Linked DNA regions of Homo sapiens: region 1 is linked to region 2. A link is an interaction called in ENCODE POLR2A ChIA-PET data of the cell type or tissue named here. Cell type or tissue: GM12878. All regions are shown on one strand. Links, peaks and the distances in the headings refer to the core of each region. The heading gives the core; the rest is flanking DNA. Region 1 has its middle 7.1 kb from the start of PTPN1. Region 2 has its middle 5.3 kb from the start of RIPOR3.

Region 1 (4,390 bases), core at 301-4,300, 190 kb after region 2:
TGGAGGCCTCCACTCAATCTACTACAGTGGCAGAGAGTGAAACCTTGCCACAAATATTGATCCTGAACGAAACCCCTAATTTCAGGTACCAGCTAATTTGCCCTTCCATTCATTGTGTACATAGCTTTTAATATTTGGGTCATGAAACCCTCCTATGCAAAATCCTCCAACAGTTTCCCATCCTACTTAGAAGAAAACCCAAATCATGTCTAACCCTGGCCCACAAGGCCCACGTGACCTGGCCCGTCACTGTGTCCCCTCGCTTACTTCCCTGCAGTCTCAGGTCTATCTCCAAATATACGGGGCTGGCTCCCAACCCAGCATCTTTGCACCAGCTGTTCCTTCTGCCTGGATCACGCTTCTTGCAGATCTTCTCAGCTTTCAGGTCTCAGGTCAAACGTTACCTCCCCAAACAGGTCTCCCCTGACCACCTTCCCTAAAATAGTCCCCAGTCACTCTCTAGGGGAGGATCCTCCCTTTCCTGTTCTAGCTTCTGGTGGCTCCTAGCACTCATCTGTGTCTTATTTATTTGCTGGCTTGTTTCTTTCTCCTGCCCCTCAATGTCATGTTCTAGGAGGGCAGGGACCTCGACTTCTTGTCTGTTTCCTTGATATTTGGTTGAGAGGAGGAACTTAAGGTCTACTCCGACTCTCTGAGGCTTGGTGTTGATCTGCAAAGCTCTGGCACTTCCCTGCCAAGGCCTGGCCTAGAAGCAGCCATGCCCTGGGATCCTCCAGAGATGTGATGGTGGTGATTGGGAATCTTTAGTGATGACTGGTTAGAAATAGACAAATGATCATGTGACATGATGGCTAAAACCTTTTCCTGGCAGGCATGCCTGAGGAATGGTCTCACGCGGCTTCTCCAGCCTTTCCTTCGTGGATTTAGCTAATGGAGGAAATCAGCACTACAAATCAATGACCCATTAAACTTTTTTAAATGTCCTAAGAGTCGTCAGTGGAGAAGGATGGCTGTTTACCAAGCCTCCAACAGATCACTGACTCCTGACTTAGTGAGGTCAGCAAGTTTCCTGGAAAAATTGGTCCTGATCTTCTTCCTGGGAGATAGCACAGTTTTAAGAGCTTGTGATCCTGAATGAGCCCTACTGAGTCTCTAATGACATGTCACTTCCTCAGAGAGCCCCCTTCTGACCACTTCTAATAAACAGTGCTCTATCACTCTATTCCTTTTTCTTCTTGGCACTTAGCAGGCATTTAATGACTTATTTTTTCCCTAGTGTTACCATGTGATATGATGTTGTATATTTTTATGTGTTTATCATCTGTATCTGCCAGTAAATGTAAACTTCTTAAAGAAAGAGACTAAGTCGATTTGGTTCATTGCTGTTTCCCTGCAATACAGATCATTCCCAGAAGAGCATATCAGTTTTAGAAGGTTCTGGAAATGAACATAACAGGGCTTCTTTGTACATCATAGACTCAGAGTTCAAGAATCCTCAAGGTCATCTAGCTTCCTCCACTCACCACTGGGTACACATAGCCAGGAAGGAAGATGGCTCTTCCCCCCACAAGATTCACCCATGCTCGCCTAAGAGAGTTTGGGCACTTTGACTGGTTGGCTGACTTAGGGACAGCCAGAGACATCCCTGCAATGGAATAAGTAATGGGGAAAAGCCAAGGCCCAAGGCACTAGAAACTGGGTGCACAGAACTCCAACCTTCAGCCATAAACCATGCTAACTAATAGTGTTACCTTTTTTTTTTTTTTTGAGACAGGGTCTCACTTTGTTGCCCCAGGCTGGAGTGCACTGGTACAATCTCGGCTCACTGCAACCTCTGCCTCCCACGTTCAAGTGATTCTCCTACCTCAGCCTCCCAAGGAGCTGGGATTACAGGCACTTGCCACCACGCTTGGCTAATTTATTTTGTATTTTTAGTAAAGATGGAGTTTCACCATGTTGGCCAGGCTGGTCTCAAACTCCTGACCTCAAGTGATCTGCCCGCCTCAGCCTCCCAAAGTGCTGGGATTATAGGCGTGAGCCACCATGCCTGGCCTAAAAGCATTACTTTGAATTTTGTGTTTCCCAACAGCCCTGCAAGCCTGCTGTTTATCCACATTTGAGAGATGAGAAAATAGCTGCTCGGAGAGGCTAAAGAGGTGAAAGCAATGAACACCCAGTACAGAATGCTGGCTTGCATGCTGGATGACAGAGCACCGTGGTACAGAGCTAGGAGCTTCTAACCCCTGAGGCTGCTACTCACTAGCTTGCAGGCCTGGGTCAAGTTGCTAAATGGAAATCCTGGTGTCAGCCTGGATACTTTCCAGTGAGAAAAACCCAACTGAAAAGTGGCTTTCGCAAAACGGGGAATTTACTGGCTCATGAAATTGGGAAGTCCAAAGGAGGCTTCCTTGCTTCAGGCACCGCCAGATCCAGGGCCTCAAACGTCATTGTGACTCTCTCTCTCCCCAGCTCTTTTATGTTTCTTCCCCTGTGCTAGCTTCACTCTCGAGCAGGCTGTCCTCTAGAGCCCCAGCAGCCCCAGGCTCACAGCCTATCAGCTCAGCAGCTCCAGTGGGAAGAGCTTCTTTTCCCTGGTGGACCCTGAGTCCTGGCCTTGAGTCTCATTGATCCAACTGAAGCTCACATGCCATCTCTAATCCAATCCCTCTGCCCAGGGGAGAATTTGTCAATTGAGGAAACTGAGGCTCAGAGAGGCCAGTTATTTAACCAAGGTCATACAGCCAGTAGGTAGTCAAGTGGGATTTAAATCCCTGATTTAATCCCAGATGCAGCCTGATTTCAGCATCTATATTCTCAGCCATGAAGCTATACAGTCTCTCCAAGGACTCCCATGAGCTCTAAAAACAATAGTAATAACAATGAGGATAATAATAACGATAATCATTCATTAACACCACCACTCTGGAGCCTGTACTATTGTGATCTCCATTTGAACCGTGGCACAGAGAGGTTAAGCAACTTGCCCACAGTCACACAGATGAGAAATGGTGGAGTCAGGATTTGAACCCAGTTCAGCTCTATTTGCTGCTTCTAGTTCTGAAACTATATTAAATATATGAGTTCTGCACTATTTCAGAACTCACGGGAAGGTTAACAGCCCAGAATCTCCCACTCACGTCTCTACTGGGCTTCATTTTTACTGGGCTTCATTTTTAATGGGCGACTCCCCTGCCTCTCTACCACCCGGAAGACATTTTAAGCTTTACAGCAAGTCATTAAAAAGAAACAAAAATAAATGCGTAAACATAATCCCACGCTGCCTGTCTGGTAAGAGCAACTTCCCCGGTGGGGGAGGAGGAGGCATTCAGGGGGAACTAGGGGAATCACATGTGTTCTGAGAAAGGAGGGTCAGAGATGTGCGGGAAAGTTCAAGGAGGGAAGTTGGATCCAAAGATGGAAACCGGTCCCAGCTCCATGCTTTCAGCAAAGGAGGAGTCTGGGGAGGGTTTCCAGAGGCCCCTACAACATCCTCCACACTCTAGTTTGCAGGGCTGAGGCTTGCGGGGGCACTTTCACTGTACACATGGTGGTTCTGGGTGTGGGTTCTGGAATTAGGCTGAATTGGGCTCATGTGCCCTTGGGCAAGTTCCTTACCCTCTCCAATCCTTGGTTTTCCATCTTTTACAGAATGCAGGGATGTGATGATTAAATGAGAGTATGTGTGTAAAGCACTCAGCCTGGTCTCTAGTTCACAGCAAGGACTCAAAAATTTTGCTGTTGTTCTACAGTTGTGTAAGTTGCTGAGTGGAAAAAAGCAAGCTACCATCTGTCTTCAGAAGTTTTTCATAATATATATTGCAACCTGCAATTTTACAACCCTATTTTTTGTTCTGCTGCTGTAGGTGAACTTGGCTGGTTTCATGGGTGTGTGTGCAACCTGTGTGATTGCAGAGTCCCGAGCTCAGAAGGGGCCTGCACTTGTTTGCTCTGCTGTCTTTGTCTTGAAATTCTTTTGTTTGTTTGTTTGTTTCTTTGTTTTTGTTTGTTTTTGAGACTGAGTCTCGCTCTGTTGTCCAGGCTGGAGTGCAGTGGCGTGACCTTGGCTCTCTGCAACCTCTGCCTCTTGGGTTAAAGCAATTCTCCTGCCTCAGCCTCTCGAGTAGCTGGGATTACAGGCACCTGCCACCATGCCCGGCTAATTTTTTTTTTTTGTATTTTTAGTAGAGACGGGGTTTCACCATGTTGGCCAGGCTGGTTTTGAACTCCTGATCTCAAGTGATCTGCCCGCCTCGGCCTCCCAAATTGCTAGGATTACAGGTGTGAGCCACCGCACCCAGCCTTGAAATTCTTAATAATTTTTTTTTTTTTGAGATGGAGTCTTGCTCCGTTGCCCAGGCTGGAATGCAGTGGTGCAATCTTGGCTCACTGCAACCTCTGCCTCCCAGTTTCAAGAGATTCTCCTGCCTCA
Region 2 (4,390 bases), core at 135-4,134:
ACTACACCTGGCCGTGGGTCCTTATTTATATGTCTGTCTCCCACTGGAGTATTTCTTCCTTTAAAAAATTTTTTTTGAGACGGGGTTTTGCCGTCACCCAGGCTACAGTGCATGGTTCCATCACAGCTCACTGCAGGCTCCACTCCTCAGGCTCAAGATTCTCTCACTTCAGCCTCCTGAGTAGCTGGGACCATAGGCACGTGCCACCATGCCTGGCTAATTTTTTTTTTTTTTTTTTTTTTTTGAGATGGAGTTTCCCTCATGTTGTCCAAACTGGAGTGCAGTGGCACGATCTCGGCTCACTGCAACCTCTGCCTCCCAGGTTCAAGCAATTCTGCCTCAGCCTCCCGAGTAACTGGGATTACAGGTGCGTGCCACCACCCCAGCTAAGTTTTTGTATTTTTAGTAGAAACGGGGTTTCACCATGTTAACCAGGCTGGCCTCGAACTCCCGACCTCACATGATCTGCCTGCCTCGGCCTCCCAAAGTGCTGGAATTACAGGTGTGAGCCACCGTGCTTGGCTGCCCGGCTAATTTTTAAAAAGTATTTGTTGAGATGGGGGTCTTGCTATGTTGCCCAGGCTGGTCTCAAACTCCTGGGCTCAAGTAATCTTCCTGCCTTGGCTTCCCAAAGTGCTGGGATTACAGGTGTTGGCCACTCTTGAGTATTTCTTCCTTGTTCTAGACTCTGGGATGAATATTCCTGCCCTCTTAACAGGATGAGAATGCTCTAGGATGAATAGAGGTGCAGAAATCATTTGACAGTGTGAGAAATGCTGCAGCATTTGGAGAGTGTATGCATGTGGAGGCTTGGGAGAGGGAGAGGGACTCTCTGGTTGTCAAGGGGTGGGAGATGAAAGTTGGTCCCTCGACTCACTACAAGGCTTACAGATGCTTTGAGCTCTTGAAATGCCCTCTGCACTCTCCAAGGACACCTATGTGGGGGAACCCTCATGGATGGTGAAGCTTCTGGGGTAATGGAGAGTGGGTGTGGGTGCTCAGGGACTTGCGAGGTCGTTTAATATCATCCCAGGCCAGGCACCACCTGTAATCCCAGCACTTTGGGAGGCCGAGGCAGAAGGATCACTTGAGGCCAGGAGTTTGAGACCAACTTGGGCAACATGGTGAGACTTCATCTCTAAAATATATATATAGTCCGGCCGGGGTGGCTCATGCCTGTAATCCCAACATTTTGGGAGGCTGAGGCAGGTGGATCACCTGGGGTCAGAAGTTCAAGACCAGCCTAGCCAACATGGCAAAACCCCGTCTCTACTAAAAGCCGGGTGTGGTGGTGGACGCCTGTAATCCCTGCTACTCAGGAGGCTGAGGCAGGAGAATCACTTGAACCTGGGAGGCAGAGATTGCAGTGAGCCAAGATCTCACCACTGCACTTCAGCCTGGGTGACAGAGCGAGATTCTGTCTCAAAAAAATAAAAAGAAGGCCGGGTGCAGTGGCTCACGTCTGTAATCCCAGCACTTTGGGAGGCCGAGGCAGGTGGATCACCTGAGGTCAGGAGTTCGAAGCCAGCTTGGCCAACACGGTGAAACCCCATCTCTACTAAAAATACAAAAAATGGCTGGGCCTGGTGGCAGACGCCTGTAATCTCAGCTACTTAGGAGACTGAGGCAGGAGAATTGCTGGAACCTGGGAGGTGGAGGTTGCAGTGAGCCAAGATCTCACCATTGCACCCCAGCCCGGGCCGACAACAGCGAGACTCCGTCTCTCTCTCTCTCTCTTTCTCTTTCTCTTTCTCTCTCTCTGTATATATATATATGTATATTTAAAATTAGCCAGGCACGGTGGTTTCAGCCTGTAGTCCCAGCTATTCAGGAGGCTGAGATGAGAGAATTACTTGAGCCAGGAGTTCAAGGACCCTGTCTCTTTAAAAAAAAAAAAAATCATTTCAGTTGTCCCTGCTATTTGCCAGGCTATCTTGTAGCCTAGGGTCCACCAAATGCCACCAACTCAGGTCCCACCTTCACAACTTTGGCCATATTCATTTGCAACCTGGGCTCTTATGTACTTAATATTTGTATTTAAATTGATTAACGTCCTCCCCCTACAATTTTTCATTTTGACAAATTTCAAACCTACAGGAAAATTGAAAGAATAGTGTGAAAAACATCCATATAGCCCCTTAGCTAGATTCACCAATTGTTAACATTTTTGCCACAATTTGCTTTTTCTTTTCTTTCTTCTTTTTTTTTTTTTTTTGAGACAGGGTCTTGCTCCGTTGCCCAGCAGACCCTGCACAGACACTGCCCAAGCTGGAGTGCAGTGGCACAATCATGGCTCACTGCAGCCTCAACCTCCCAGGTTCAACTGATCCTCCCACCTCAGCCTCCTAAGTAGCTGGAACTACACCTAAGTTTTTGTATTTTTTTTTTTAATAGAGGCAGGGTTTTTCCATTTTGCCCAGGCTGGTCTCAAACTCCAGGGACTCAAGAGAGCCTCCCTTGGTCTCCCAAAGTGCTGGTATTACAAGTGTGAGCCACCTCGCCTAGCTTACAATTTGCTTTCTCTTTATTTCTCTCCATATATACACTTAAAAAAAAACATAGATTTATGGTAGGGGGCACTAAAGGTACTTAAATAAGCTTTCTTTCTTTCTTTTATTTTTTTTTTTGAGAGGGAGTCTTGCTGTGTCACCCAGGCTGGAGTGCAGTGGCACGATATTGGCTCACTGCAACCTCTGCCTCCCAGGCTCAAGCAATTCTGCCTCAACCTCCCAAGTAGCTGGGCCCGCGCCATCACACCCGACTAAGTATTGTATTTTAAGTAGAGATGGGGGTTTCACCATGTTGGCCAGGTTGGTCTTGAACTCCTGACCTTAGGTGATCCACCTGCCTCGGTCTCCCAAAGTGCTGGGATTACAGGGGTGGGCCACTGCAACCAGGCTTAAATAAGCTTTCTATTTCAGAATAGTTTTAGATTTACAAAAAAGTTGCAAAGATAGTACAGAGGGCTCTATCCACCCTCTACGGATTTCTTATTGTTTTTCTTAACTGTTCATCGTACATTACTATGGTACATTTGTCAAGACCAATGAACCATTATAGTTACACTATTGTTAATTTAACTTTATACTTTATTAGGATTTTGTTAGCTTTTCCCTTATCTGGTGGATTCACTTTTAAACTGGAAAAAAAACAACACCAAAAAAATAGAATGTTCATGGAAAACCATGATCAATTGCCAAACACAGTTCTAGCTAGATGCTGTTAGCAGTGGAATGACCTAAGCGTGGGGCCGGCTTTCTCTTTGTTAAAAAGGGAGATTGGCCAATGTTAGGTGTTAAAGACAGGCTAGCTCAAGCTGAGACTTTCTCCCGGCCAAATGGCATTGAACCAGCATGGTCATAGGAGGGAAATGGCTTTCTCACTATGAGATTCAGTGTTTAGTGCCCAGTCTGTGTGTCATCTAAAGTCAGCTTGGGTGGCACCCCTTCGGGAGGCCCACTTTGAGAAACACTGAAAGGTCTGGCTGTGCCACATCCGAAGAAGGCTGGAAACCCAGACCTGAGGCTGCCGGGCTCCAAACCTGGAGCTTCCTTCTGCCCTGGAAGATGGGGTCAGGGCTGGGTGCCCTGATTGGTGGTGGTTGTGGGGGATGGGGGGCTGTGGGGAATATCATTTGTCTTGTCTAGTAACTCCCCTAGCTGTTTTCCCAAAGCTGGCAGGCGTTTAACAAGTGATGGACAGAAAAGAGCACACTGCAGAATTCTATCCACAGCTCCTTGTCATGAACACAAGGGCCATTTATTTGCCCGTCCTGTCGGTGAGATGCATGTGGCCATATATTTAGTCAGTGAGGGGGTGGGAAGTGGCTGAAATGAAATGGCTTTCTCAACTGCCCTTTGCATAATGTCTGAACTTGTTCATATTCATTCCTTGAAAATGCTTCAAAGTGGTTTTTGTGTTTTATTAGTTAGAGTAGGTGATATTGCTTCCTGAAACCAAATCTTTGCTTTCCAATATATATCTGCCGACCTCATTTCCAGGAGACTTCAGCCCACTACAAACTAACTCGATGGCTCTCCTACCCTGAAGGAATTTCACTCTGGAATAAGTCACTGTTGGCTCATGGGTCTGGACATCTAACCGGAGGTGATTCAAACTAGAATGTTTGCAGAATTTCTGGGTTCACCCCTAAGGATTGCTCTTTCTTCCTTATTTCCTTCCTTTCATTTTTTTCTTTTCTTTTCTTTTTTGTCTCTCGCTCTCTTTCTTTTCTTCCTTCCTTTCTTTCTTTCTTTCTTTTCTCTTTCTTTCTTTCTTTTTGGTGGGGGCTGGGGGTGTTCTTTGTTTTTTTTTTTGGGACGGGGTCTCACTCTGTCACCTAGGTTGGAGTATGGTGGTGGGATCTCACTGTGCCTGTAATCCCAGCTGT

Evidence for each region. ChIA-PET counts read pairs that join two places held together with the same protein. Peaks named below come from ENCODE experiments on the same cell type or tissue, not always from the same donor. Only the 100,000 strongest peaks of a DNase experiment are listed, where the experiment ranks them.
Region 1: POLR2A ChIA-PET joins it to region 2 with 8 read pairs; 5 of 35 experiments call an interaction of 5 or more read pairs at or near these places.

The regions. Positions count from the first base shown.
Region 1 is chr20:50,501,098-50,505,487 of GRCh38, reverse strand. No RefSeq gene overlaps it. Among named protein-coding and RNA genes, the nearest start is that of PTPN1, 7.1 kb to the left of the region's middle. RefSeq lists an enhancer at 902-1,196. In GM12878, for the core only: a CTCF peak has its summit at 1,147 (motif pointing left); no DNase peak of the experiment used is centred there; H3K27ac peaks cover 1,027 bases.
Region 2 is chr20:50,694,631-50,699,020 of GRCh38, reverse strand. No RefSeq gene overlaps it. Among named protein-coding and RNA genes, the nearest start is that of RIPOR3, 5.3 kb to the right of the region's middle. RefSeq lists a silencer at 1,633-1,794. In GM12878, for the core only: no CTCF peak of the experiment used is centred there; no DNase peak of the experiment used is centred there.